Linked DNA regions of Homo sapiens: region 1 is linked to region 2. A link is a loop called in an ENCODE intact Hi-C map of the cell type or tissue named here. Cell type or tissue: Caco-2. All regions are shown on one strand. Links, peaks and the distances in the headings refer to the core of each region. The heading gives the core; the rest is flanking DNA.

Region 1 (16,433 bases), core at 4,701-12,700, 160 kb before region 2:
TGTTGCCATGGCAACACCCAGAAGTTACCACCCCTTTCCCTGGCAATGGCCTGACGACTCAGAAGTTACCACCCTTTTCCTAGCAATTCCTGCAGAACCTGCCCCATAATTTGCATGTAATTAAAAGTGGGTATAAATGTGAGTGCAGCCCGGCCTCTGAGCTGCTGCTTTGGGTACACTGCCTCTGGGGCAGCCCTGCTCTGCAAGGAGCAGTCTCTGCTGCTGTTCACAGCTGCTTCAATAAAGGTTTTGCCAACATCACCATCCTGCCCTTGAATTCTTTCCTGGGTGGAGCCAAGAGCCCTCCTGGGCTAAGCCCCCATTTTTGGGCTCACCTGCCCTGCATCAAAAGAGGAGAAACCCAACAGACCCCACCTGACTAGGTGGTCGGTGTGACCTCCACAATGAGTACCAGGCGAATGGTCCCCATGTATCCCCGTGAAGGTGTGATGCTGACAGCACAGCATCCTTTCTAAGGCATTCCTGCCAAATGCATATGCTGGATCCCATCACGAGCAAACACTGAGCAAACCCAACAAAATGACCGCCCCAAAATCTTCAAAACAGTCACAGCCATAGGAATTAAGGGAAGCCCGAGGGAGTCTCCCAGATGGAAAGGCTCCAGGCAGGTCCCAGGCTGGATCCTCTTCTATCAGGGATGTTACTGGGACACCGTCACCACTCAAATGTGCTCTCCGCGTGGAGGGCATATGGGAGTTCCTTGTACTATTCTTGCAACTATTCTATAAGCTGGAAATGGAAACAGTAATTTACAATTTTAAAAAGAAAGTTAATAGGCCAGGTGTGGTGGCTCATGCCTGTAATCCCAGCACTTTGGGAGGCCGAGGCGGGCGGATCACGAGGTCAGGAGATCGAGACCATCCTGGCTAACACAGTGAAACCCCGTCTCTACTAAAAATACAAAAAATTAGCCGGGTGTGGTGGCGGGTGCCTGTAGTCCCAGCTACTTGGGAGGCTGAGGCGGGAGAATGGCGTGAACCCGGGAGGCGGAGCTTGCAGTGAGCCAAGATCACGCCACTGCACTCCAGCCTGGGAGACAGAGTGAGACTCCGAGAAAAGAGAGAAAGAAAGAGAGAGTAAGAAAGAGAGAGAAGAGAGAGAGAGAAAGAAAAAGAGAAAGGGAAAGGGAAAGGGAGGGGAAGGAAGGGGAGGGGAAGGGAGGGGAGGGGAAGGGAGGGGAGGGGAGGGGAAGGAAGGGGAGGGGAGGGGAAGGAAGGGGAGGGAAGGAGAGGAGAGGGAAGTGGGGAAGGAGGGAAAGAAGGAAAGAAAGAACGAACTCGCTTGACACAAAGATACTGAAAGCTACCAAAGTGTTAAAAGAAGGAATTCATCCTCCCACAAGAGAAGCAACACTAACCTCCTTTTCTTATTTTGAAAAGGGTGTCTGGTCTCTGGCTGTTGAGACAGCTGAGAGGGTGATAGGAGGGTGGAGAGTAATGGGATGAAAGGCAAAACACTGCCCTTGACACCTGCACCCCGTACCCACTCTCCTGAGGTGCTTTTTGGAAAATGCATGTGTGGGAGGCTCCACCCATGTCTGCTGCCTCTGAATCTCCTGCTGAGGCCTGGGCAGGGGCACCTGGAGATGGCTCCCCTCGAGACTGTTTGCCCCAGCGATGCCTAGCGTCCCACCCGCCCTGTGCAACCACAAGACTTGGTGTGAATTAGAAAAAAGGGTGCTCCTTCCTTCAAGCCATTTAACGCCACCTGCTGGACACTGGTGATACATCTACAGGACCTAAAACTATGGCAAGAGGAACGGCGCCACCTGGGGTTGTGCAATGCCCAGCACAGCAACCAGAGCAGCGGGGAGGTCACTGCACTGCAGGGGAGCAGCACAGGTCGGCTGAGACGAACCCCCTATCACTTCTGCTTGGCTCTGTGCCCCAAACAAAATTGTTCCCAACCACACTTAGGCATTTCTCCCAAAACATATGCCTTGTGACATGAGGTAGAGACACCACAGCCCACACAACAAAGAGTCACATCATTTCGGCTCTCACTGGGTCAGGAAGTGGGCTGCCCGTCAGTAGAGAAACAACGTCTCGTCCAAACACAAGCAAATCCCCCTCGCATGGCCTGAGCCACCAGCTGCTCCGTGGCCCCGCATACCACGGTTTTCAAAGGCTGGCTGTGGTCTTCCTGCTGGCCCAGTAGTCAAGGAGGCCAATGCACCTGAATGAATGCAGGAACACGGGCAGCGGACGGGCTGTGATGCAAACCAGAAAGTGGCTAGTTCAGTTTTGTTGGTGTTGCGGGCTGAATTGCATCCCTGCAGCATTCATGCGTTGGAGTCCCCACCCCCAGTACCTCCGCATGGGGCTGTATGTGAAGAGGGTCTTTCGAGAGGTGATTAAGTTAAAATGAGGCCATTAGGGGGCCCCTAATCCCATCTGGCCTGGCTGGTATCCTTATAAGAAGAGGAGCTGGGGACACAGACACACAGAGGGACGACCCTGTGAAGATGCAGAGAAAAGGCGGTGTCTGCAAGCCAAGGAGAGAGGACTCAGGAGGAACCAGCCCTGCGACGCCTTCGTTTGGGACTCCAGCCTCCAGAACTGTGAGATAATGAATGTCTATTGTTTGAGGAACTTTGCAGTGGCAGCCCTATGCAGCAAACACAATCACTTTGGGTCTACTAATGTGTGCTGTTCAGCCTGAAATGATCACAGACAAAAGACATCATGCTATAATTCCAAAAGGAGAGATGACTGGCATTCCCACATAAAGCTGCGGCCCTTGCCCACCTTCCCCATGGAGCCCATCACTCTCATAACATGATTTTTGGAAAGATGAGGTCTCTTAAAGATGTCACCTATGTCAGGAGGGCAGGATAGAGGACCTGCCAAAGTGCAGAGGGTGGGGTGCTGGTCTCGGGGTCTTCACCCATCCCCTCTCCTGTTCCCCGCATGTCCCTGAAGAGTCAGGGCTGACTGGGAAGGCAGGTACTCAAGGGTCCTCATTCCCTCTGGAGGCTCAGAGAGAGAGGATGCCTCTCTTCCTTCTCCAAACAGAACCTTGCCAGGCCAGAGGGGCTCAGAATATGGAACTGACCTCCCAGGTCAATTCAGAGCTGATCCCCTGAAAGCACAGCTCACTGTTGCGGCTCCAGACACGGGGGCCACAGAGGCTCGGCCGCTCGTGCCCAGGGGCAGACCCTGAGCCCCAGGTCCAGAGTGACACGGGGAAGGGCTCCCGTGCTCTGGTCCTGCCACCTGGCAGGGACCCCACACTCTCACACCCTGGAGGTGCTCATCTGGAAAGGTGCAGTACCTGCCAGCACCCACGTCCCACAGTGAGGCTCGGTCCCAGTTCCAAGGCTGCCAAGCACATGCCAGCACAAAGGGCCAGAACCCTGTTCACAATGTCCCCCCGGAGCCAATGCATGCCAGCTGCCCAGATCTGAGGGTCACCTGCCAGCACCACAGCCTGGTTCCAACACTGCTCCCACGTCCCCTGGCCAGAATGAGCCACTCCTGGCTGGCACTGTGGAGCTCCTGGGCTCTCCACCTGGCTGCTGTTCACGCTGGCCCTTCCTGTGCTACCTGGCATTGTGCTTACCGTGACCAAGCCCAGGCTTGGACACCGCGGTCACTGCGGTGCCTGAACAGTGGTCATCTCAGTGCCTAGGCAATGGTCATCTTGGGGCCTGGACACAGCAATCACCTCGATACCTAGATGGACAGTGATCGCCTCAGCACCTGGACACGGTGGGTACCACAGTACACTAGAAAAACCTCAATCTGAAGGAAGACCACAACCCATGTGGCTCCATCCCATTCTAAATGCTAACTTTCCAGTCAAGCATTGACTCCCATCTCTACCAGGCAGCTCACGCTGGGCTGTACACAGTCCCACCCTGGCAGGAAGGTAACCAGAAAGCTTGGACCCAGAACGACATAACGTGGGGCTCCAGCAAAGAACCTCCCACAGGCCTGGGAGGATCAGGGGCCTGTCCCCTCGCCGTGGGGCCCAGAGAGGCTCAAGAGCTGAGGGCATCCGGCCAGGGATGGGCAGGGGGCAGCCTGGAGCAGGAGGAGAGGAGAAGTCACTGTGGCCCGAAACTATTTCTTTAAGGCGGACACTCTTCATTTAAATGCGATAAATAACAAATAGCAGCCAGTAACAACATTCAGACTGATGTCACACCCATTGCACAATGGGAGCAAAATCAAACGAGGGGCTGGGAGCAGGTGTGGTAGGCACTCTCTGAATACAACGGATTGTTTCTTAACGCCCGCCCCCCCCCCAACCCTTCTGAAACAGGTTCTCACTCTGGTTGCCCAGGCTGGAGTACAGTGGCATAATCTTGGCTCACTGCAGCCTCCACCTCCAGGCTCAGGGGGTCCTCCCACCTCAGCCTCCAAAGTAGCTGGGATTACAGGAATGTGCCACCATGCCCTAATTTTTGTATTTTTGGTAGAGACAAGTTTTGCCATGTTGGCTGGGCTGGTTTTGAACTTCTAGGCTCAAGTGATCTGCCTGCCTCAGCCTCCCAAACTGCTGGGACTATAGTGTGAGCCCCTGTGCCCAGCCTAATGTATTATTTACTTCTAATGATGACGTCAGACGTGGCCACATGATGATGACAATGATGACAATGAGGATGATGATGGGGGGACAGATGATGACAATAATGATAGGGACATTTATTAAGCACCTGGTCTATGCCGGGCACTGCAGAAAATGCCTCACGTAAATTCTGTCATAGCTGTCTCCAGAGCTCTACAAACTGTTACTCAGCCAACCTGAGAGATTAGCACACAAGCTCAGAGAGGGTGGGGCACTTGCTCAGGTGAGCCAGCGAGCGATGAGGTGGGTTTGCAACCCCAGGCTGCATAACACCCAGGCCAGAATATGGCCAACAGACAGCATGAGGAGAGTCCCTCATCCCGAAGATACTGAGTCAAACTCAGAGAGGGAGGGAGAGAGCCAGGCTTTGCCCCAAGGAAGGTACCGGGGTTCAGCACATGGAAACGCAGGGTCTGGATCCCTCACCAAGCGGCATCCTCTCCAGGACCACACCCCCTGTGGCCAGGGCCAGCGTGCTGTGAAGTTGCACGGTGGATGTAAAAGTCTTTAGCAATTAAAAATACAGAATGAATACCCCCAAATCTGACCCCTGATGTCCTTGGGTTGTGGGAATGCATTGGGGTGTTTCTTAACTTGCTTCTTTATACTTCTTTGTATTTTCCAAGATTTCCATGATGCATGGGTAATTTTTTGGTAATCAAAAACAAAACAAAACAGGGTAATTTGAATAACAACTTTTTTTTGGGGGGGGGAGACAGAGTCTTGCTCTGTCTCCCAGGCTGGAGTGCAGTGGCGCAGTCTCAGCTCGCTGCAAGCTCTGCCTCCTGGGTTCATGCCATTCTCCTGCCTCAGCCTCCCGAGTAGCTGGGTCTACAGGCACCAGCCATCACTTGCTGCTAATTTTTTTTGTATTTTTAGTAGAGATGGGGTTTCACCGTGTTAGCCAGGATGGTCTCGATCTCCTGACCTCGTGATCTGCCCGCCTTGGTCTCCCAAAGTGCTGCGATTACAGGCATAAGCCACCGCACCCGGCCCGAATAACAACTTTTAAGATAATTTGCAGACAGCCTGAGCTCAAATGGGGCTCTTCTAACATCAGCCTGTGGGGATGGGGCATATCCCCACTGTGTGAAGTGGAGGGTGGATCTGAAATGTGTCCTTAGGCCATGTGCACCTGGCCTGAGACAATGATGGGAAAGCAGCGGCCTGGGGAACCCTGGAGTACACCTGCAGCATCTGTGAGCAGGCCTGGCTGTGGCCGCGCAGGCTCTCCCACACGATGAACGCCCAGAACCCTGGGACAGGGCTGTCCATTCTCCAGGTGCTAGAACAGAGACACAGACTTTAAATGCAAAGCCCATCAGCCTGAGAGCTCGGAGGTGCTTCTCCCGAGAGGGCAGAGCCAGGCACAGCCCAGTGAGGTCCAGGAAAACCCACCTGCCCCTGTAATTTCTTCTGCCACAAATGTGCTGTGAGTGGTTTGGATGTGAGAACCCTACAGGCAGCATAGAGAACCAGGCTTCTGGTAAGAGACAGGCCAGGAGTGAATCCAGCTCAGCCAACTGCTTGCTCCGTGGCCTTGGGCAAGTTACCTGCCCTCTCTGGGCCTGTGAACTCATATGGGAAACAGCAATGAGAAGTAACCAGCTCTGAGGATATAGAATCATAGTGCAATTAAAGCAGCTCAGGACAATGAATGCCCCCAAATTGCTACGGGTCCTATACACATTTGACCATTTTTACAAAGACAAGCCTCTGTCATGTGCCTGGGTTTGCTACGGGTCCTATACACATTTGACCATTTTTACAAAGACAAGCCTCTGTCATGTGCCTGGAAGGGTTTGTTCATTAAAGGAAATCTGAAATTAAATGTTCCTCTTCCAGGAGCACTCCTGTTTTAATGATATCAGTGACAGCTCTCAAAATCAGTAGACTTTAGGCTAGGCATGGTGGCTCACTCCTGTAATCCCAGCACTTTGGGAGGTTGAGGAGGGCAGATCACTTGAGGTCAGGAGTTCGAGACAAGCCTAGCCAACATGTTGAAACCCTGTCTCTACTAAAAATACAAAATTAGCTGGGCGTGGTGGCACACGCCTCTAATCCCAGGTACTTGGGAGGCTGAGGCAAGAGAATTGCTTGAACTCAGGAGGCGGAGGTTGCAATCAGCCAAGATTGCCCCACTTCACCCCAGCCTGGGCAACAGAGCAAGACTCCATCTTAAATATATATATATATATAATATATATGTTATATAATATATAATATATATGTTATATTATATATGCTATATATTATATTATATAAAATATATAACATATTATATTATATAAAATATATATTATATAATATATTATATAATATATATATTAAATATATATTATATTATATATTATAATATATATAATATATTATGTTATATATTATATTATATATGTTATATATATAATATAATATATAACATATTATATGTTATATATATTATATTATATAAAATATAATATATTATATAATATATTATGTTATATAATATATATTATATTTATATTATATAATATATGATACAACATAATATATTATGTTATATTATATAATAATATTATACAACAATAATATATATTGTTATTTTAATATATTATATATTTATATAACCTTAATATATATATTAATTATATATTAATATAACATAATAAATTGTTATATATTAATATGTTATATATATTATGTTATATATTATATATATTATGTTATATATTATATTATGTTATATATTATTATATATAACATATTATATGTTATATATATTATATAATATGTTATATAATATATTATATAATATATTATGTTATATAATATATTAAATTATATAATATATTATGTTATATAATATATTAAATTATATAATATATTATGTTATATAATATATTAAATTATATAATATATTATGTTATATAATATATTAAATTATATAATATATTATGTTATATAATATATTAAATTATATAATATATTATGTTATATATGTTATATATTATATATGTTATATTATATATGTTATATAAGATGTTATATAAGATATAGTATATGTTATATTATATATGTTATATAAGATATAGTATATGTTATATTATATATGATATACATTTATAATATATGATATATGATATATTATTTATAATATATAATACATATTATATATTTATAATTTATATATTATATTATATATAATTATGTAATATATAATTTGTTATATAATTATGTAATACATAATTTATTATATATAATATATAATATAAATATATATAAATATATTATATATAATAATATATATATCATTAGACTTGGAGTTAAGCAGATGATTCTCCATAATATTGAGTGGGCCCCATCCAATCAGTTGAAGGCCTTAAGACTGAGGTCCCCTGAGAAGGATGAGATCCTGCTAGAGATGGACTTGAGACCCGCACTGTGGCATTTACCGGGCCACTTGGCAGGGTAAATGTGAGCACTTATGAGGATGATCTGGGAGGCAGGCGGCACTGTCCGCTGCTCCTGCAGGCCCGTGCAGGGCACCCGCACCCATCCCTTATCTGCTCCGTCCCTTATCATCTGATAGGCACAAGGGCCCTGCAGATGAATGAGAGGAGGCTCGCGAAGGCAAAGTTGCTTCACATTATCACTGAGAATCTTTAGCAGGGGAGAAAATGGCTTTCCGGGCCTTTCATGAACAGGCAGCAGACCACCAGAGGGCAGTGAACGCACCTGGCTGGCTTTCCAAACCCTGCTCCACATTTTCTAAGCTGAGGTGGGAGCAGGTGCACTGCCCCAGAGCTCAAGCCTCCAAGGTACCAGTGCAGCTGCACAGGCTCAGGCCCCGGGACCAAGGTGGCCGGGTGGCTCTGGGACAGCCAGGCTCTGAATGCAAAGCGCAGGGCCTCAGGGACAGAACCTGGCCCTTTGCAGGCCAGGAGTCACAGCTGAGAGCTGCAGTGAGTGACTGATGGTCAGGGCTCCTGCCAGCCTCCACCGTTACCTCCATCCCAGGGCCAGCTGGAGAGATGGGCCCGGAGACATTTGCCTGGTTGGGAGAGAGGGCAGGAAAAAGGAAAAAGGAGGGGTGTGGGAGGGGAAAGGACGGAGCTCCAGGAATCCCCAAAGTTGAGACACAGGGGCTATTCTGGCAAAAGGGCTGGCGGCTGGATTCAGGACTCTGTGAACTACTCCACGTTTAAGGAGGTTTTAGCCTGCATCACACCTTCAGAGCTCAACAGGAAAACAGCAATGCAACCAGAGCACTGTGATGTCTAAAGGGAAGACATGTCTGGAAAACACAAATTCAAGCAGGCATTCTCACAGAGAACAAGCGAGCTTCGGGTCCCATACGCATTTAGCTGGTTTTGTTGTTGTTGTTGTTGTTGTTGTAGTTTTGCTCTTATTGTCCAGGCTGAAGTGCAGTGGCGCAATATCGGCTCACTATAACCTCTGCCTGCTGGGTTCAAGCGATTTGCACGCCTCAGCCGCTCAAGTAGCTGGAATTACAGGCGTGGTACCTCCACACTTGGCTAATTTTTGTATTTTTAGTAAGACAGGGTTTCACCATGTTGGCCAGGCTGGTCTCGAACTGCTGGCCTCAGGTGATCCACCTGCCTCAGCCTCCCAAAGTGCTGGGATTACAGGCGTGAGCCACCGCACCTGGCTGCATTTGACTATTTTTACAAAGAGACGCCTCTGTCCTGTGCCTGGAGGACTCATTCACTAAAGGAAACCTGAATTTAAACCTTCCTCTTCCTTGGGCGCTCCTGTCTTCATGAAGTCAGTGACTGCTCTCAAAACCAGTAGACTAAATTGATGATTCTCCATAATGTGGGTGGGCCCCATCCAATCAGTTGGAGGCCTCAAGAGAAAAAAGACTGAGGTCCCCTGAGGAGGAAGAGATTCTGCCAGAGACAAACAGGATCCCCGCAGCGGCATCAACTCTTCCTGGGTCTCCAGCCTGCCCTGCAGATTTTGGACTTGCAGCTCCACCACTGCATGAGCCAATTCTTCAAAATACTATTTTAAAAAATTCTGTATCTGTACACACACACACATGCATGCATGTGCACACCCTATTGGTTCTGTTTTTCTGGAGAACTCATCACACCTGAACACACAAACAACATTGAGTGGTTTCTATGGTGTCATCCAGCGACATCAAATGACAGTTCTGTTCACGTGAATCACCGACTTTGAGTTGACTGAGAACAAGACTCATTATCCATTTGGCCAGGCGGGAGGGACGTCCCCAACGTCCATGTCTCTTAGAGACTCACAACTCAGCCTTGTCCCCTGGGGGCCGGCAGCTGTTCGGTGGAGACCCTGTGAGACTCGAGAAAGATGTGGGTGTTCAGGGTTCCATGACTCCCGCCCCTCGCCCAGCCATGTTTGCTGGTAGAAATGTCTCGTGGGTGACTGCACCACCCCACCAGGGGCCTCCCCTCATCCTGAACTTGACCTTGTGGGTGACTGCACCACCCCACCAGGGGCCGCCCCTCATCCTGAACTTGACCTTGTGGGTGACTGCACCACCCCACCAGGGGCTGCCCCTCGTCCTGAACTTGACCTTGTGGGTGACTGCACCACCCCACCAGAGGCCTCCCCTCGTCCTGAACTTGACCTTGTGGGTGACTGCACCACCCCACCAGAGGCCTCCCCTCGTCCTGAACTTGACCTTGTGGGTGACTGCACCACCCCACCAGGGGCCTCCCCTCATCCTGAACTTGACCTTGTGGGTGACTGCACCACCCCACCAGGGGCCGCCCCTCGTCCTGAACTTGACCTTGACCTCAAATCAGCCTAGTGAGTTTTAAAAACCAAGCTCATTAGCGCTTTGGCAGTCCCAAGAACTGCCCTTTTCCAAGCAGGTCACCTTGGAAGCTTGGGACAGCTCCCAACACAGCTGAGATTCTCCTTCGGGAGCTGCCTCTTCCACATCCTCAACAGGAGCCGAAGCTCACGCCATGCAGACGGGCTTGGCCTCAAAAACACCAGCACAGAGCTGACAGCCAAGCGCAGCAAGGAGAGGAGACGGGCAGAGGAACGGGGCCATGTCTCAGGGCGTGAGCGTCTGCATGGCCACTGCATGAGCACCAGTGCCCAGAAATACAGAACACTGTCAGGCCTGCTCAGAAGCATGTCCACGCACATGTGGACCTGTATGTACATGCGTGCGTGCGAGTGTGTGTGTGTGTGTAATTTATGTTCGTCTTTCTATCTCATGTCTGGTTTCCCCCCACGGGAACACCAGGGGCTTGCATCAGGCATTTCTGTTCACTGCTGCAGGCTGTGTATTCAGGACACCGAGACACATGGCTGGGGCTCACACCCAGTAGACGACGTTTGTGGCTGATGAGCACCCATTAGCAGTGGGTAGGGTCTGTGGTGCACCCGGAATGGCTGGAAGTGGGTCAGGCGTGAAGAGGCGAGCGTGGTCAGGCCAGGAGACCTCTTGGGGACCCCCTGAAACAGCTCAGACACAAATGAGGAGGGGGCCAGGGAATGAGCGTGGCCAGGGCCAGATGCTGTGGAGAGGCTCAGAAGGGCCAGGCCTGACACTGACACACAGCCGAGGGATGGCAGGGCCATCTGGGGCTGGAACCGTTGGTTGACAAAGGGGGAAGAGGTCAAGGGGAGGAAGGAGGAGGGAACAAGGACAGAAACACTGGCGAGTTTCCACCAGGGACAAAGCGAGGGCAGGGCAGGAGACTGAGGAGGGGAAGCAGCTCCCCCAACCCAAAAACCTCCGAGTGCTGTGCAAGAATTCACCTGCTGCTTCCACATTCAGGATATATCAGTCAGGGTTCTACAGAGACACAGAACGTGTGTGTGTGTGTGTGTGTGTGTGTATCCTGCTGCTTCTACATTCAGGGTGTATCAGCCAGGGTTCTCCAGAGAAACACAACCTGTGTGTGTGTGTGTGTGTGTGTGTGTATGTGTCCTGCTGCTTCTACATTCAGGGTGTATCAGCCAGGGTTCTCCAGAGAAACACAACCTCTGTGTGTGTGTGTGTGTGTGTGTGTGTGTCCTGCTGCTTCTACATTCAGGGTGTATCAGCCAGGGCTCTCCAGAGAAACACAACCTCTGTGTGTGTGTGTGTGTGTGTGTGTGTGTGTGTGTCCCCTGCTGCTTCTACATTCAGGGTGTATCAGCCAGGGTTCTCCAGAGAAACACTACGTGTGTGTGTGTGTGTGTGTGTGTGTGTGTGTGTGTGTGTCCTGCTGCTTCTACATTCAGGGTGTATCAGCCAGGGCTCTCCAGAGAAACACAACCTCTGTGTGTGTGTGTGTGTGTGTGTGTGTCCTGCTGCTTCTACATTCAGGGTGTATCAGCCAGGGTTCTCCAGAGAAACACAACCTCTGTGTGTGTGTGTGTGTGTGTGTGTGTGTGTGTGTCTGTGTACATAGATACATTTATATGTTATATATGTATATGCACGCAGAGAATTTTTAAAAGTTTAGAGCTTAGACACATAAAATTAAAGATAGAAATATTTTAAAGAGTTGGCTCATGCAATCACGGAGGCTGTAAGTCTGAAATCTGCAGGGCAGGCTGGAGACCCAGGGCAGTGTTCAGCGGGAATCTGGAGTCTTTTTCTGGCAGAATTCCTTCTTTCTTGGGATCTCAGTCTTTTTCCTCTTAAGGCCTTCAACTCATTGGATGGGGCCCACCCACATCATGGAGGGTCATCGGCTTAACTCAAAGTCCACTGATTTAAATGTTAATCCCATCTTAAAAAACACCTTCTCAGCAACAACTAGAATATTGTTTGATCAAATATCTAGGAGCTAGAGCCTAGCCAAGTTGACACATAAAATTAATGATCACAGGGGAAAATTATTTTCCTTTTTCATAAAGAAAAGCACAATAATGACAAGAAATCTCATGGCGGGTGCATGGAAGAGGACTTCCAAAGACCAGTCATTACTGCTTCCCTGCCTGCGGGCTCCAGCTTGGGTGTGGGCCGGGGGCTGCCATGAACAGCCCCACAGACCCCTACTCATCCCTCGGGAGGAACAGGGGCTTCTCCAGGCTGCAGGGCCGACGATGAACCAGAACTGACCTAGCACAAGAAAGCCCAGGGAGGGCGGGGCCTGCTGGCACCCCCACTGCCCAGTCTGACCACAGTGGGCAGAGTGCATAACCTCCCTTACAGGTGTGTAAGGTGGTAATGGCAGAGGAGAACACAAGGTAGCCAGAGAAACCATGGCAGTCACTGTGTAGAGAACCAAGCAAGAAACCAGTCAGGGCCCTCTGTCCTTGACCTCCCCTTGCTGTTCCAGAGCCTCCTCTTGACCTCCTAGGTAGACAGGTGCTATCAGCTCTCCCAGACCCACCTCACCCCTCTGCCTGGAGACCCTGGCCTGCAGCCTGCACCACAGCACTCCCTCACTGTCCTCCAACTCTGGCAGGGCTCAGCCAAGAGAAGAGAGGCAGATATTCCTTCCCTGAGTCCTCCCTGACATGGGCCTGCGGGCCCCCTCCTCAGCCCTGGCTCTCCTGCTCCCGGGAGCATCATCTCCTCTCCCTGCCCATCAGCTCACAGGTGCTGATGGCTCCCCAAGACTGCTCTTCTATGGGGTCCTCAGCCTTTAACCCCGTCCACACCTCTACCTGATCAGGTAAAGACTTTTCACTGGAGACAGCCGGTGAAATCTGTTTCTTGCCAAGACCAGGCTGACCTACCTCCTAACCCAACTGTTGCAAGGTTGGGCCTGAAAAACACGCCCCTCGTGCGTGCAAATCAGGACTTCCTGGGGCTCACCTGTGCTCAGAAAACACCGGTGCTTTCTGGTATCCTGCCCTGTCAGGACGGTGGGAACTTGGAGAGGGCAGGGCTCCTGGGAAGGGGGCGTCCACCCCATAACTGCAGGGCACTCCTGCTGTGCAGAAACTCAGCAGCCTTGCCTCATCTTCCAGTTTCTCCAGAGAAGTCAGAAATGTCTATTTCTATGCAAATGTGTCTGTTTTCAAATACTGACGTTCACATTTTAAAATCATTTTTAATTCACATATTTTCAGGAACTCTGGGCAGGCCAAACAAAATACCTGAAGGCAGGATCTAACCTTTGGGCCACCCTGCTTATCTGCGGGATCGGAGGAGAAGGGGAAGTCAGTTCGTGGGTACAACAGAGTGGAGAAGCGGGCCCACGTACCTGGTGGATCTCGTGCCAGCCGTTCTCATCTTTGCAGCACACAGTGGCGTGTTCGTGCAGGAGAAGCTCGCAGCAGTAGGGATCACCTCCGACGATGGCTGTGTGATACAGCGGGGTGAGGCCGTAACTGTCTTTATAATCTGGGGATGCACCAAGCTCTAAAAGGGTCTAGGAAAAAAAAATTGAAAGCCGTCGTTATTGGTCTCATGACCCCTTTTGCAGAGTGAGGTGATCCAGAAAGCAGCACCAGGACCACCCTCCCCCAGGTCAAGGCAACCCACACCCTGAGTACCCAGTGCTTCTCCTGGGCTCCCCAGAATTAAGAAGGGTATAACCTGGCCGGGTGTGGTGGCTGACGCCTATGATCCCAGCATTTTGGGAGGCTGAGGCAGGTGGATCACCCGGGGTCAGGAGTTCAAGACCAGCCTGGCCAACATGGCAAAACCCTGTCTCTATGAAAAATACAAAAAAAATAGCCAGCGTGGTGGCAGGTGTCTGTAATCCCAGCTACTTGGGAGGCTGAGACAGGAGAATTGCTTGAACCTGGGAGGTGGAGGTTGCAGTGATCCAAGATTGCACCATTGCACTCCAGCCTGGGCAACAAGAGCAAAGCTCAGTCTCAAAAATAAAGGGGGGGGGGGGCAGGTATAACTTTAGACAACTACATTTCTAGTTCTGAAATAGCAAACAGTGCCCAGAAATGCAGGGCAGGCTGACATTTGGGAGACGAGGAGACCTGCAGCACTCAGACCCTTCCTCGGCCTGGTCAACATTTTGTGCCAGTGGTGTGGCATGGGCAGCAATACAGTGACTGCAACATTTGCGGAAGAGAGAAAAGGTGCATGGTTTAACCTACATGCCCAGTGGAAAACCACCTCATTCCGCACGCTGAGGGTGGCGAACCTAGCAAGCATCGCGTCTTCAAGAATGCTCCTGATTTCCGAGGAAGCCAACGGGTACGGTGTGGCTCTGCGTCCCCACTCAAATCTCAATTCAAATTGTAACCCCCAGTGCTGGAGGTGGGGCCTGATGGGAGGTGATGGGTCATGGGGGCGGATTCTCAGGAATGGCTTAACACCACCCACTCAGTGCTGCTTTCGTGATAGTGAGTGAGTGCTCATGAGATCTACTGTTTAAAAGTGTGGCATCTCCTCCCTCTCTGTCTTCCTCCCACTCCGGTCACAGGAACTGCCTGCTCCCGCTTCACCTTCCACCATGATTGGAAACTTCCTGAGGCCTCCCTGGAAGCAGAAACTGCTCTGCTTCCTGTACAGCCTGCAGAATCATGAGCCAATGAAACCTCTTCTTATAAATTACTCCGATCTCACATTTCTTTATTGCAACGCAGGAACAGACTCACACACCAACAGAAGGGGTGCAGCTGAAATGAAGTGAAAGTCCTGAGACTTTAGGGACAGCGAGGCCCCCGTCTTGGGGGTCAACCTGCAGCGGCACGTCCCATCCCTGCTGGTGTGGGCTCTGGTGGAGGATGCCTGGGCGTGCACCACCCTGTCCAGAGGCGCCGTGGCTGCAGTGTGAGGCAGGGGCACGGAGCAGTAAGACAGCAGCAGGGGAAGGTGAGGCGCGGAACCCACAACAGGGCAGGCTCCCACGGACCCGCCACAGGGTGCTGGGGGGATCTACCATGTGGCTCTGTGTCCCCTCCCAAATCTCAATTCGAATTGTAACCCCCAGTGCTGGGGGTGGGGCCTGGAGGGAGGTGATGGGTCATGGGGGCGGATTCTCAGGAATGGCTTAACACCACCCACTCAGCGCTGCTCTCATGATCATGAGTGAGTCTTCCTGTGGATGGGGTTGGGGTTCACCACTGGCCTTACGGGTTGAAAAGACAAGTCCCTTGACTGAATAGAAGGTGAAAGATGACTTCTTGGGAACCATTAATTCTGAAAGCATCGACAACCAGGAGAGAGAACAGGAAAATCTGAAACCTGGCTTCACTTCCAAGCTCCAGCCGGAACACTGTGCACGGACTCCTAGGGTGGGCCGGAACACTGTGCACGGACCCCCTAGGATGGGCACTGCGGGGATGGGATGGGGCAGCCGCACGGAATCAGAGCACGGGGTGGCACCCAAGTAAGATGGGCCCGAGTTTACCTTCAGGGCAACTTGGTTCCTCGCTCGGGCAGCTTTGTGTAGGGCGGTCATCCCATCTTTGGCACGGAAGTCCAGGTGAGCTCCACCATTTTTGAGAGCTTTGATGACCTCCACAGAGTCGTCCAGCTGAGCGGCTAAGGTCAGGGGGGTCTCTGAGGAACCCAAACACACACACTTTAGAACCAACATTTGTCACACTGCTCACAAAGCCATATTCAGATGCCCAAAACTAAGCTGAAAGAACTGACTCCCCTCCTCCACCTCCAGGGTGTTTACAGCTCCCACCACCTGGGAACCCCAAGAGTCCAGGCGGGCAGCGTGGCTCAGGCACCCCCGTGCGATGCAGTGACACGCAGGGCCACGCGTACAACACAGCGGTGGCAGAGGCAGGGATTCAACAGGACTGCTGTGTGGGCCACAGTCCAAGAGGCTCCCTTGCTGCCCTTCCCTCTGAGTACACAGAATCCTGTGGTACCATCTGGGTGCTTCCCGTACAGAAGGAGTGACGGACTAAAGCCCTCATTAGAGATGGGAAAGGCAGACACCCACCTTTCCTCATTCAATGTCACATTTATGGGC
Region 2 (14,932 bases), core at 6,933-14,932:
AAAGGAAGCACATCAGCAGGAAGGGGGCTCCCTTCAAGGGTGAGAAGGTGGCGGTGGAGGCGGGGACACTGCAGGCCAGGGGGCCAAGCAAGAAGGGGCAGACCCCAGCCCCTAGAGAATGAAGGTTACAAATCCAGGCTGCCCCATAGCAATATAATTGGAGTCACAAATGTAATTTTAAATTTCCTAGGAGACACATCAAAAAAATAAAATGGGCTGGGCATGGGGGCTCATGCCTGTAAATACCAACACTTTGGGAGGCTGAGGTGGGAGGATCGCTTGAGCTCAGGAGTTTGAGGCCAGCCTGGGCAACACAGGGAGACCCCTCTAAAAAAACAATTAGCCAGGTGTGGTGGTGTGCACCTGTAGTCTGTGTGTCTGTGGTCCCAACTCCTTGGGAGGCTGAGGTGAGAGGATTGCTTGAGCCACGGAGGTCCATTCAGAAAATGGAAAGCTGAGTGGTCGATGAACCGGAACTGGGAGCAGCTTTCTATGAATCAGAGAAAATGCAAGTTAAAAGGAGACACCATTTCCCACGCATTAGACTGGTAAATATCAGGAAATACCAAGTCTTGCTGAGGAGGAGGGGCCCAGGGAGTTCTCACACCATGTGGGTGGGATTGTAACTTGGTACAACCCCTGGGAAAGCAATTTGAGAACACTGGTGAAAGCTAGCTCTGTGCACGGTGAAAGCCCCGGGCTAGGCAACTTCTCCTCTAAGGAGGTACCCGGGGAAGCCCCGCCAGCCCTGCATAGAAGAATGTTCCCTGCAGCACAGTCTGAAAGAACAAGATCCTGAAAACAACCCAAATGTCAACAGGAAGAGAAAGAATAAAATGCGGTTAACCATTCCATAGAATGTATAAACTGAGCTACATGATCAACTCAGGGTGGATTTTTTTAAGTGACTATTAAGGAAACATCAAGGCAAAGCTTCCAGCGAGCGGGAAGTGCCCGGAAGCCCCGCTTCCCCTGCCCCACACAGGCGACCCAAGGCCCCATGGGACAAACAAACACGTACCTTCGCCAGCAACTGCATATGAGATCAGCAAATGACCCATTGCACAATCAGCCTGCGTTTAAGATCATGAGGCAACCGGAAAGCATCTAATCAGTTAATCAGCTACATTTTGCAGGAGACACTCTCCCCCCTGCTACTGTCTCTGGTCCCTGTTTTTCTTGGGATCCAGCTCTAGGCTGGGGCTGAACCCACAAAGATGAGACACCCCCACCAGGTTCCCAGGGAGCAGCACCTTGCCTCACTGGAAGACACCAGACATGGGAAGGAGTCATGTCCCACAATTTCTCCCACACTCAGGGTCACCCCTACTTTCTCCTGAGACCCATGAAGAAAGGTGGGGCCTCCTTCTGTGAGAAAGCAGCCTAGGCTGGAGCGAGTGGGTAAAAGATCTCAGCTTTAGTATCTCAAGACCAGACGGGCCTGGGGCTGGACGCTGCTTTTGAAGGTGTTTTCTAAAAGCAAGGACTCAAGATACTTGCACAACCATGTTCGCAGTAGCATTATTCACAACAGCCAGAGGGTGAAGCCACCCAGGTCCTCAAGGATGGATGAATGTATAAACAAAATGTGGCCCATCCACACAATGGAATATTACTCAGCCACAAAAAGGAAGGAAATTCTGACACACGCTACAACATGGATGAGGCTTGAGAACATTATGCTGAGTGAATTAAGCCAGACTCAAAAAGACAAACACTGCATGATTCCACTTGGATGAGGTCCCTACAGAAGTCAAAGAGACAGAAAACAGACTGGTGGTCGCCAGGGGCTGGGAGAAGGGGGCTGGTTTGCTAGTGTTTAGTGGGGACGTAGTTTCAGTTCTGCAAGCTGAAGAGTTCTACAGATACATGGTGACGATGGCTGCAGAGCACGATGAGCATCCTTAATGCCTCAGAACTACACACCTAAAAATGGTGAAAAGGGTAACTTTTTATGTTATAGGTATTTTGCACAATTTATAAAATGTGCATTGGGAAAAAAAGTGCTCTCAATTTCCACTGAACTCTTCCTGTATCACACACCGCTTCCTTTACCTCCTTTAAGTGTTTGCTCAAGGACCGCTACCTCAATGCAGCTCACCCCGACCATCCTGCTAAAACAGCAGCCCCCCTGGCTCCCAGCCCCCACCAGCAAGCTCTCCTTTCCTCCCACACTACATCACTGCTTATTTATGATCTCCTTTAATTATTGTTTGCTCCCCTGGCGAGGATGTCGACCCTACAAGGGCAGAAATATTTGTCTGTCTGGTTCACTGTTGTATCCCAGAGTCTAGAGCAGCCTAGCAGACACCTGCAGCACATGCCACAAAAGACGGCAGAATACTCATTCTTCTCAAGGGCACGTGGAACATTCTCCAGGAGAGGCCTCATGCCCGGCTATAAAACAGCCTCATTAAACATCAGCAGGACTGAAATTATACAAATAATGTTCTCCAACCACAATAGAATGAAATTCGAAATTTATTTTACAAATGCACAAATATGTGGAAATTAAACAGACATCTAAATAGCCAATGGGTCAGAGAATAAACCACGGGGAAATTGGAAAACACTTTGAAACGAGTGAAAAAGAAGACAAAACACATCAAAACTTATGGAATACAACTAAAGCAGTACTTAAAGGAAATTCAGATCTGTAAATGTCTATGTTAAAAAGAAGAAAAATCTCAAATCAATAACCAAAACCTTCCACCTTGTGAGAGTCAGAAAAAGAACGGGAAACTGAAACTGAGCTAGCAGAAGGAAGGAAATAATAAAGGTTAGGGCTGAAGTTAATGAAATCTAAGCTAGAAAAGCAATAAAGAAAATCAATGAAACTACAAGTTGGTTATTTGAAAAGATCAACGAAATTTACAAACCTGAGCTGAAATGATCAAGAAAAGAAGGGAAGACTCAAATTACCAAACTCAGGAATGAAAGAAGGGACATTATTACCAACTTACAGAATTAAAAGGAGTCAGGCCGGGCGTGGTGGCTGATGCCTGTAATCCCAGAACTTTGGGAGGCTGAGGCGGGCGGATCACGAGGTCAGGAGATCAAGACCATCCTGGCTAGCACGGTGAAACCCCGTCTCTACTAAAAATACAAAAAAATTAGTTGGGCCTGGTGGTGGGCGCCTGTAGTGCCAGCTACTCGGGAGGCTGAGTCAAGAGAATGGTGTAAGCCCGGGAGGCGGAGCTTGCAGTGAGCTGAGATCACGCCACTGCACTCCAGCCTAGGCAACAGAGCAAGACTCTGTCTCAAAAAAATAATAACAATAATAATAATGAGACGGTGCTACAAACAACTACATAGCAACCACATTAGAGAAACTCACATGAAGTGGACACATTTCTGGTGGGACACAAACTAACAAACTTGACTCAAGAAGAAACAGAAAATCTAAAAAGACCTATGACAAGCAGAGATCCAATCAATAATTTTAAAAGTTTTCACAAAGAAAAGCCTAGGCCCAGATGGCTTTATTGGTGAATTCTACCAAACATTTAAAGAAGAATGAAGGCCAATTTTGCATAAACTTTTCAGAAAAAAATGGAAGACAATGCTTCCCAAGTCATCTTATGAGGCCAGTATTACTCTGATACCAAAACCAGACTTCAAAAGAAAACTATAGGCTTCCTTGGGCAGCCAGACACCTACAAAGTCCTCTCCACTCTCCTGTCTACACTTGCAAGCCTGCCTCACTCTATAAATTGGCCAGGCTGCTCTCTCAGAGTCTCCTAAACTGCCTTAGGCTCTGCCAGCCTCCTTGACCCCACAGCCTGGAAGGTGCCTCTGCATGCTCCCACCATCCTAGACCCCACAATCAGAGGGCCTGCCCCTGGGGTCGGAACCAGCTGGTGGCTGTCTGAAGCCCCTGACTAAACTCCACAGACATATCCTGAACGACAAGAAAAGGTACATGCATCATTCAAAGCACCCTTTGGACCACATGGCACAGCCAGCTTTCAAACGGGACCCATGCACTGACAAGGCGGATCACACGCTCCTCCCAGAGGCTCTCAGCGTGCAGCCCCGGGAACCAGCCTATTCGAGAGATCTATGAAGTCAAACCATTCTCATCATAACACTGAGATGGGAGCTGCTTTTTCAAGCTCATCCTCTCCCAAGTGCACAACGGAAGCTACAAAACTTGTGATATTGCAACAAGCTGACTGCAGGAGCAGATACGGGAACCCAGCTGTCTTCCATTAAACCTCACAGCAAAAAGACCACAAAAATGTTAAACAATGCCACTCTTCTCACCAAGTGTTTTTTTGTTGTTGTTGAGATGGACTGTCACTCTGTTGCCCAGGCTAGAGTGCAGTGGGGCAATCTTGGCTCACTGCAACCTCCGCCTGCCGGGTTCAAGTGATCTCTTGTGCCTTAGCCTTCTGAGTAGCTGGGACTACAAGTGTGCCCCACTGTGCCTGGCTAATTTTTGTATTTTTAGTGGAGATGGGGTTTCACCATTTTGGCCAGGCTGGTCTCGAACTCCTGACCTCAAGTGATCCACCCGTCTCGGCCTCCCAAAGTGCTGGGGTTACAGGTGTGAGCCACTGCACTATTTTTTTTCCTCACTCTGTCACCCAGGCTAGAGTACAGTGGCGTGATCACGGCTCACTGCAACATCGACCTCTCAGGCTCAGGTAATCCTCCCACCTCAGCTTCCTGAGTAGCTGGGACCACAGGTGCGTGCCACTACACCTGGCTAATTTTTTATTTTTTGTAGAGATGGGGTCTCATTATATTGCCTAGGCTGGTCTCAAATTCCTGGCCTCAAGCAATCCTCCTGCCTCAGCCTCCCAAAGTGCTGGGATTACAGGCCTGAGCCACCTCGACCGGCCTCACCAAGTGTTTTTCTTATTTTGAAAATAGTTGTTATCCATAAAAACACATTATTTATACCAACATGTCATGAGTTTATTACTATTTTTAAATGCATTAATAATTAGATATTTGTAAATTCTAATAGCGTAAATAACAATAGATTCGTGCTCATACATAAAAAGCTTCTGGGTCCTTCAAAATGCTAAGAGAGCAAAAAAGATTCCTTAAGCTAGAAGTCTGACAACCACTGTGCTACCTCATCTGCTTTACCTGAAAGTGAACAGAAAAATAAACTGGTGTGCCACCCAGGAGGCAATCTGGAGGCCGGGGAAGCGACCGGTGCCTTCTTCTGCACGGTGGAGTGGGCAGCCGCCAGGTGTGGATCCCAGCTGGGCCACACGACCTTCGGCAAGTTCAGCCACTGGAGCTGAATGACCCTCGAGGGAGGGAAAGTCCAGAACCAAGACGAGGGGCAGTAGCGACGCCATCGGGTCAGTATCTTCCCCTGCCAAAGTCCCCTGGTCCATGCTTGGGGCCACTGTAGGACCTTGAAATGCAGACAGGAGCAAGGCGTGGTCCCTTTCCTGGGGGACCTGTCCACCTCGTGAGGAGGGGTCAGACAGGAGCCCGGCTGGCCCAGGGGCAAATGCCTCTAGTTTGCAGGCCCCTGTACGGGAAGAGGGGAGTGGAGCAGATTCTTCAAATCCCAGGGACATTTGTGCGGGGTGGCAGGAAAAACATGGACAGGAACGGCTGAGCCCTATGCTCTCAGGGGTACAAATGAGGCCACAGAAGCATCCCCCTCCACTCCCCAGGAAGCCTGCATTCTCCCCAGGGAAGGAATCCAGGGCAGGATTTTCAGGAAAGACAGGCTTGGAAGCTCATTTCCCACCTCCCAGGAGCCCGGAAGTCTGTGTCAGCTCCAGGTCTGGAAACCCAGGATGCCCTGCACCCCATTCCTTGGGCCCTAAGCCTCCCAGGACCCACCCCAGTGGACCAGGGAGCAGACTGCCAGCTGTCCAGACTCTTGGCCATTCCCCACCCCCACCGAGGACTCTAGGTGCTGACTCTGGATTCTCCTTGAGAAGAGGAGGGGACTGATGAGCCGGAGTGAGGAAGACGTGGGGCAGGACACCCCCAAGTCTGCAGGGAGGCAGCAAAGCCTGGCAGTATGCAGAGCACACACCTGGCATCACATGTCACTGCCTTCACGTAAGTATCATCACTGTCCCCAGGTAAGAATCACCTGCAGGACCTTGAGTACAGGTGTAATCTTGTGAACTAAGATCTCCCTTGCAGGGGGCTTCAAACTGAGGTGCAAGGACCCTTTCCACGTAGACCCAGCTCAGTCTAAAGGGTAGCCAAGTCTTTCCTGAAATTGCTCAGTGGAGAAAGGCCTTGGATCCCCTGCCCACCTCCCCTCCCTAACATCCCTGAGGCTCTTTTACATAAGAAAGGCATAGCTATCCCCCGGAAGCTGGTGAGGGGGTGGTGCAGCTCCAGGTGAAGGGCCCTCCTGATACCAAAACAAAAGGGCTAATGCAACTAGGGCTTCAATTAAAACACCAAAAACACCCACTGCCTTCTCACTCAGAGAGGCAGCTCCAGTAACAGCTCCCCTTTTCCATTTCTAAAAATCTGTAATATATTTATAGTTTTTGACCAACTGCGCCCCAGCAATGACTGTACAGCTTTTTCAATTCAGAAGTAATTTTTTTAAATACTTAGCAACTCCAGGTCATGGGAAATTTTATGAAAGTCAATTTATGTATATTTTTCGTGCAGAGAAGTATGCTAGGTTGATTAATAAAAGACCCATGAGCATAAAAGTCTATTACATTAGGATAAAATTCTTTGGGGAAGTGGCTGTATAAATTCAAGAAAAGAACGATGAAAATGTCCTAAAGCTCACTTACGTATCCGTCAAGAAAAAGTGGCTGTGAGTCACGATGGGTTTATATCACAGTGGGTAAAGAGTCAGGCAACAGTTCCTTTTAAAATATCGATATTTACCTCACAGAGGTACCGTAGCCTTTACAAATATTTAAACCTATAAAGAAAAATTTTAGACGTTGACTTTAAAATGTGTGAGAAGCTTGGTAAATGATGAATGGCACAATCTGAAAGGAGTTTACTGGCAATTGTTTCAGCTTTGCTGGATATTTGAATTTTTCATAAAAAATTGTTGCAGAAAATGTATGAGAGAACAAGCTGTTTTTTTTAAAAAAAACAACACTTTCAGGGACAGACAAAAAAAAAAAAATGGAAGAGGCAGGCCCCAGCCCAGCAGGGCCATGGCAGAGCTGCAGTGCTTATGACCTCTAATGCACGCCTCCTGGGGGGTCTCTGGTGAGGCCTTTCTAAGTCCAGCAACTCAGGGCTGCTCCAGCTGATCTTCCTCTCCCTCTGGGGGAGCTCCCGTGCTGCCTTTCTGCTGCAGCAGAATTTCTGGGACGGGGAGCCAGGAGCCCTTCTGCATTCCACCATTTGGAATCTGCAGCCTCAGATTGGGAGTTTGTGGCCTAATTCCATTCACACGCCCCTCACTGAGCTAACCCCAGAGTCGCTACCATACCCAGCAAGGACAATTTTAAAACACTGTCCCCAGTCGTGCTCTGGTGCAGTGCCGGGTTTGGCAATGACATCTGGCAGCCAATCGGGGAGCCCAGCATGTCCCTGCTGCTGCCAGCAAACTCCTGGCAGCCCCACAGGCTTTTAAGAACTTAATCTCCCAGGGAGCGAGCTGCGTTTCAGCCAGTCCCTCCCTGAAGGCCCATCCCCGGCATATGTGCATCCAGAGAGACCCAGGCTATGGTCCCTAAACCCAGGGCAGGCTCTGGGTAGTGGGCATGGGCCCATTGTCCCCCGCCCTGCAAAGAACAGAAACCCTAGAATGCAGGGAAGGCTTGCATCAGAGGCGACTGTACCCCAAAGCCCAGCATCAGTACTGGCGCCATGGCCAAGGAGACAGCCGTCCATCAGCGGCATCAAACCAGTCCTTGAATCTGCCTTCAACAATGGAAAACGTGGGGCACATCAAGAAGTATGATGAGAAACTGGTTTTCACCTGCTGACCGCAGCGCGATTTCACAGCACGGGAACCAGAAGACTAATTTTCTAACCGCTGCCTGGCGGCTTTCTCCAGCTGGGCAGCGTGCATTTAACCACCGGGCGGTGTGGGGTCAAGGGCTCCCCTACCCACTAGCTGTGTGGGCTAAGGCAAGCGGCTTCACTCCTCTGAGCTTCAAGCTTCTGATCTGTGAAATGGGAATCGTAATGAATCGGAGCTGGCTCATTGGACTTCTGAGATTTACTGAGGGAATAAATAGCAAGAGTGTGGCACTAATGCCAATCAAAAGGAAAATGCTCGGTGAGAGTCTCACTACCTGCGCTGCAGCTCCTGACGTTATTATTGTGACTAGCGGGTGGCTCTGTCCCCACCCTGGGAACAAGGACTGGGTCATTCTGCCAAAGGCCCATGTTCAGTCCCAGGAGGATGCAATCAAACAACCCAGACCTCTTCCAAGGGTTTGTATCCCCCCACCCCACCCCACGCTGGGTTGGGGACCCTTTCTATGCCCTGCAGCACTCGATGCTCACCTCCATCACAAGCCCTGTCACAACACGGACTAACTGGACTGTCCAGTCACGCCTCTTCCTCCCCATTATCCTAGAAGCTCCCGGAGGCAGCCCTTGTGGCCAGTCCAGGCTTGGATGTGGCAGCAGGCCCTCAGATGATTATTCACGCGGAAAGAAACAAATACACCCTAGATATCCTCTGACCATGAGAGAATGACAGGCCTCTCATTTTGGGTGGGAGGTTAGGTGCAGTGGCCAAGTCACAAAGGTCACTTAGCCCTGGGGGGCTGCAGGCTCCAAGCCCTGCACTCAATATGCTTACAGCCTCTCAACAAGTGATTCATTCTCCCGGTGCCCAGGTGAATGGCAAGGGGTGGGGGACTCCAGAGATGGAAAAGACCCGCCTTTGTCTGGAGCGATCCTCCCTTCTCCCCTCTCCTTCCCTTTCTTCCACAAATTCCCCAGTCTATAGAAACGGACAGGGTCAAGAACTTTGCTGGAGGTCATGTGGAGGCAAGAAGATTCTCAAGGGTCCCTCCCTGGGGCTCACAGTCCCAGTTACAGGAGAAGTGGAGGCTCCTGAAGAGGCTGTGCGCGTCCATTTCCACTGGTTTTTCTCAGCCACACCCTCCCTGCTGCCCCAAGGAGGGGCCCTCAGACTCCAGGTACAACAGCCCCAGGTGAAAGCTCCGGCTTGAGTTTACAAAGCAGGAGGCTGGAATTGCAGGCAGGTAAGACCTCAGGTGTCCAGGCCCAGAACTCTTTCAGAGTAGGAGGCACAACCTCAGGCCCTGCAGCAACTCCCAAGCTGAGCCCCACTTTAGAAAAGTCCTCATCGGGACTGACGGGGATCCCAGAACTCTCTCGTCTGCAACTCTGTTACGTATTTGGAAGTAAGGCAAGTATGCTAAAGCACTGCCTTCCTATAAAGAGCCATTTTTAGGAGTGTGTTTCTGTATACTGGTTAATTCCCGGCCCGTTTTTCTCTCCCATCCTTTTCCTCGTCACTAATGAAATATAAAATGCAATGCGGTCTCAGAATCCCTTTACCTTCCTCTGGGCAGCACTCACATCTGATATCACCTGGCTCCCCAAGCCCAGGCCTAGACCAAGACCCCTAGAAGCCAGCATGGCCCTGCATACAACCCTAAGCACCTGAATGAAGAAATGAATGAATGAAAATCTTGAAACTCACCCAAATAGGAATACGGTTTTCTATAGCAGACTGTACTTGGAGACAGTACACAGAAAGATCCCCCCAACAGACCGCCCCCCTCCCCGGGGGTGGGGGGGAATCTAATTTGTTAAAAGCAGCCAAGTGCTGTCAACCGAGCCCTCTGGGATCATCTTTATAGGTGAAATCACCTACTTGTAAAGAGTTACCTTTGATACTTGAATTCCAACCTCCTTCCAAAGGGACCCAAAGAAGCACCAAGCTTTCCACCCAATTCTTCCTTCCAGGAAAACAAGGAATTCCTGGGTGTAATAATGGAATCAGAGGCCTTATATAGACAGTGCTTCCCAGGAGCTGAATCATTCAGGCACTACTGGGACACCCAGATTCCTATCAGGACAAGAGTCTCCCTCAAGCCCCCTCAGAGGACAGTGACATCCGGCATAGAAACCCACAGCTCCCACCTACCAATCCCCCTCTTAGAGCAGACACGACGGCTTTCCCTCAGAATTAACACTGAACCCAGATGGGGGCCGAGCTCGCTCTCCTCACTCCACCCCCACAGGCTCAACCCTATTAGGACCCTCAACCTTGTTTCCAACCCACAAGTAGTTGGAAAACTCCAAAAGCAATCGGCCCGGGGCTGTTCTGGACCTGCTGAACCCTCTGGGGCACCAGGCTCGGTTCCTAGTGCACAGAAGGGCGTCACTAACTATGTGATGCGGACCGCAGGGCACCGGGGTTAAGGCTGAATCTGCCAGGTCCTTTTCCAGGGGCGCAGAACTTCCCTTGTGGCTGGGTCGGCAAAACCGAGGCCCACATCCCAGATAGAGATCAAATCGCCCTCCCCCACCGGGGGACTTCCGAAATTACCTCTCTGGATCTGGAAGCTTAATTAGCTGATTGGCCTCATTAACGTTCGAACTTGAGTTTCAAACGAAAAAGAGGTCACTCAACTATCCAATTTACAACCTCGAATTTCCACCCGAAAACCACTTTATTTTCGGATGGCCTCTGAGGACGCCCAGGCCCCTGCCAGCAGCTGCCAGCCCCCGAGAGCCTTACGTACTTTCGCCTGACCCCCCCACCACCCACCCCTCACCTGCCTGGCTCGAGCGCCTTCTCAGTTCCAGGCGCCCCGAGCCCCTTTAAAAGATCGGCTGCGAAAACCCACGGTCACCTGCACCACCCTTTCTCCCTCTGGGTGCTCCAGCCCCACGGAAAGGCAAGCCTCGCCCACGCGCCCACCCACCTCGAGCAGGGTGTCCGCACGCAGACCCGCCTGGAGGGCGCCGCGCTGCACCCCCACGCCAAGCCCCAGAACCCTGGCGGCGAGGTCCACCCCAGCCCCCGCATCCCCCCGAACCCGGGCGGCGAGGCCCGCTGCGGTGGTCGCACCTGCTGGCTCAGTCCGGCGGCTCCAGCCCAAGTGACGAGTGCGCTGTCGGCGTCTCTGGGAGCGGTCCCCGCGCCTGGCGCCCGGGGCCGGGGCCACCCGGTGGAGGCGCCTGGGCCGCGGGCTGGGCGGGCGGAGCTGCCCGGCCGCCGGGGAGGAGGGATGCCCGGGCGAAAGTTGCCAGGGAAACTTGATCAACTCGAGCGCGCCGGTGCCAGCTTCCTGCATAATTCACGGACGGTGGCGGCCGGGCTGCGCCCGCCGGGTCTCCCTATCCCAGCTGGTGAGCACGGCGGGCCGGGGTCGGGCACCCGGCTGTGGCTCAGCGCGACCCCCGGGACCTGGGCGCCCGACCCGCCACCCCCGGGCCCGCACCAGGCGCGCCGGCCCCGGCCTCTCCGCGACAGCTGCTGCTGCCGCCGCGCGCGCCTGGATGGGAGCTCTGCGTGCAGGGCCAGGGTGACCGCAGCGGGGTCTCGGGGGACCTGGCGGCCACGGTTCGGGTCTCCGCCCCCGCGCGCCACCTGGCGGCCCCGCGCCGGCTCCTCCGCTGGGCTCGCTGGCCCGGGTCCTAGGGCTGGCGGGCGGTGACCCGGGGCAAGGAGACCCCGGGAGAGCGGGGGAGGTCGCGCCACACGCGCTGTTCCAGAGGAAGGGGCAGGACGCGCCAGAGACTACGTGGTCCATGCGCGCAGGAGATAAAGCGGGGGCTCCTTCCTGCGCTCTGCCCCCACGCCGCTTCCAAAGCTTTCGACACCGGCCCCTGCCCGGGAAGAAAGGCATGCAGGGGGAAGGGCTCTCTACGGAAAATCGACCCCCACCTGGACACGCGGCTCACTCCCCCCAGCGCCCACCTCTCCAGCCTCTCTGGGTCCAGGACTGCGCTTACCCGGTAGTTGGTGCTCCCGGAATCGAGATGCCCCCAAAATGCCGTCAGTGAGCAGGATCGGGTGCCCAAGGGCCACCTCCCGTCCTCCCCGGCCCGCGCCCTGCGTCCCCGGCCGCCGCCTCACCTGGCTCGGCGAGTCGGGGGCGGGTCCGAGCCCCCCGGGAGCGCCAGCGTCCGCGCACACCTGGATCGGCCGCGGGAACCCGAGCGGCGCCGCGCCCAGCCCCGCCGGAGCTCAGGAGCCGCCGCCGCGGCTCAGGTGCAGGGGGTGGGGAAGGACCCGGCCCCGCCCGGCGCGGGAGCTGGCTCCGGCGAGGGTGGGGGAGGGGCCCTCTCGCCGCCGAAAGGACGCGTGCGGCCCAGGACCCGCGGGCGACCCGACCTGGACCCCCACCCCCGCCCACGCCGCGGACCTCAGTCCCCCGCCCCGACCCCGCTCCCGCCCGCGGCTGCGGCTCGGGCGTGCGCGTGGGGTCTGTTGTGGCAACCCCGGGAGACCGCGGGGCGCCCTGGCCGCCTCTGCCCCGCCCCGGGCTGCGTGGCTCACGGACCTCCCCCTCCCTGGCCAAAGCCGGCGGACGAGAAAGTCCCTGATTTTTGTAAAGTCCGGTTCGGTCTGCACGGTTATCCCGAACGCAGCTGGCTCCCGCCACAGAGTATTTATAATAATAGGATTTGGAAATAGAGGCTGCCTGCACATCAAAACGTTTGCAGAGCAAACGAAAACTTTGTACCCGGGTGATACGCCGGCGTCTGCTGCCCAGGCCACCAGTTCTGGGGCGCCTTCCGCCCAGGGGTGCACAACGGTATCTCCGCCAGCTGCCCTCCAAGCCAAGAAAAGCCAGGGGGTGGGGTGGGGGGAGCAAAAGCCAACGGCTCGGGTGAATCCCAGAGGCCAAAGGCACCCTCCGGAGACTCCAGGAATCCTGTTATTATCCAGGACTCCGGATTGCTAGGTTTGCGGAAGCCCAAAGGGGCGGGTCCTGAGCTTGGAGCTGTGGCCGCCGTGTGAGCCATCGGCTGATAGATTTTCTCAAGGCCTTAATCATTCACTGGGAGTCTCCCCCAGTACGAGCTGCGTGTTTCTGAGTAAGCTCTTGAGGTCTCTGTGTTCTGAGTTTTCCAGTATTCTGGAAGGTGTGGGTGGGGATCAGAGTCCAAGCTGTGGAGTAGAACTGTCTCCAGAACCCTGGAGCCCGGCATTATGCAAACCCCTAACTGTGCCCCCTACATAGAGTGAGTGTGTGTGTGTGTGTGTGTGTAAGTCAGTCTATCTTACAGGACATGCCTGAGAGGTTTGCATGGGCTGGTGACTTCAACATACCAAAGGCAAAGTTAAATATTTGCTCTAGATACTTTTTTTTTTCAGCTTGCATAATTGTCCCACATTTCAAAGAAGTCTTTAAAAGCACTTAGGTTAAAAAAAAAAAAGTTGTGTTTGGGGCCTGAATATTTCAGGACACACATGGAATAAATATTGTAACTCCTTGAGGGCAGCTGCCTTATGTAAATGTCTTTCTCGTCGCTGCTTCCTTAAGCATACACTTGATAAAATATTTGTTGAATGAATAAAGGAGTCAATCAATCAAAAAATAATAATCCCCAAAACAGGAAGAAGGACGCCCTGACAGGATCCTGCAGGCATCCTTTGTTTGGCATGGAAGCTGGGGTGCCTGGGAGAGGTGTGAGCAGGACAATCGGATGTTCTTTGGGTTGGCCGGTGGCAGATGCAAGACCTGGGTTGCAGGGAGTGGGGGTGGGGGCTCTACCTTTCCATAACAGTCCATCAGTACCCTCCCCACCAAAGAAGGCAAGTCATCTGAATAAAGTGGTGTATTTACCCTGCAAACCCAGCTCAAAGACCTATCCTCAGGATATTTCCCTCCTCTCACCAGATTCCCACCCCTGGAACACCCCTTCCTAGGTTTCTAGAACCACTGCTGCAGATAGACCAGGCAGCTGGTCACAGTTCAATTGTGAACATTTTTCGGCTATCTCCATGCAAGGTTTAAGACCGATGCCATTATGCTATCTCCAAGAAATACTTCCCTAGGGACGCAGGCCTCTGCCAGCCTTCCACCCAAGTGGACACCCCTTGGGCCATCCCCCTCCAGTCTTTCTGATCTGTTAGCCAACAAGAGCGCTGTGTGAGAGCCCCGACATTCGGCATTTTAAGGACAGCATCCTGCTTACGCCCCAGTTTCTTTGTGTCTGTTTAGAGATATCCAGTTCAGCCTTGTGCTCCGATGAAGCAACATCCTTCAAGTCTGTAAAAATCTCTTATGATCCCAAAACAAAGAAAATCAAGGTTACAGGTGATGGATACACTAATTTCCCTAATTTGATCATTACACATTGCATACGTGTATCAACATCTCACACTGGACCCATAAATACGTACAATTATGTGTCAACTAAAAGTATTGACAGCCAAAAAAAAAGGCTCTTATGAAAAGGTTCAGGGTCAGATAATGCTGCCACAGTGCCTTTATTCACATCTTAACGCTCTGAGCGGGCATCTCAGGTTGAGGGGAACACCTACCCCCCGCCGCTCATTTGAAGTAGGACCTCTTTTGGCATTCTAATTTCTGGGGGGCCCATAGCCACACACACCACCAAGTGCCTTGTTTTAGGTTCAGTTTAGGAAAAGAAGACATGACCCTCCTGGCTTCCTGGTTTCAGAACCCTCCGGTTTTGTTTCTGGAAGCTGCCTTCCAGGATTCACCAGGTTTTGCAGAAAGGAGTAAGCTTTTCCATCTGGTCATCTTGTCTTTTTTTCTTGTCCAACCTGAACCATGAAACCATCAGCCACATCTGTGGAGTACACGCTGTGTGGTCCTGAGCACGCTAGGACTTTCTGGGAAGAGTAACTGTTTTATAGAGAACTGGAAACTGGGACACCATACCATCAGGGATGTGAGATATAGCCACCTTTTTGGTCCTGGGGAAAACATTATAAATATTTTGTGGCTTAGATTAACCCAGATGCTCACTGCCTTCAGCAGCAGTCCCTTTCTCCCAGAGAAGCTCCTGGGTTTGGGGCTTAATGTATTAATAGTTGGAG

What was found. Peaks named below come from ENCODE experiments on the same cell type or tissue, not always from the same donor. Only the 100,000 strongest peaks of a DNase experiment are listed, where the experiment ranks them.
Region 1: it touches region 2 in a loop (5-fold over the local background); 2 of 110 quality-filtered maps call a loop at or near these places.

What each region holds. Positions count from the first base shown.
Region 1 is chr11:71,078,683-71,095,115 of GRCh38, forward strand. It overlaps SHANK2 (SH3 and multiple ankyrin repeat domains 2), which reads right to left. Exons shown (of 26, transcript NM_012309.5): 7 at 15,855-16,006; 8 at 13,740-13,907. Among named protein-coding and RNA genes, the nearest start is that of SHANK2, 170 kb to the right of the region's middle. In Caco-2, for the core only: a CTCF peak has its summit at 8,297 (motif pointing right); a DNase peak (open chromatin) is centred at 8,299.
Region 2 is chr11:71,240,433-71,255,364 of GRCh38, forward strand. It overlaps SHANK2 (SH3 and multiple ankyrin repeat domains 2), which reads right to left and starts at 12,145. Exons shown (of 26, transcript NM_012309.5): 1 at 11,993-12,145. RefSeq lists enhancers at 3,634-4,378, 4,379-5,122, 5,123-5,866, 5,867-6,610. In Caco-2, for the core only: a CTCF peak has its summit at 11,557; DNase peaks (open chromatin) are centred at 12,129, 12,459, 12,859, 13,119 and 6 weaker places; H3K4me3 peaks cover 3,466 bases.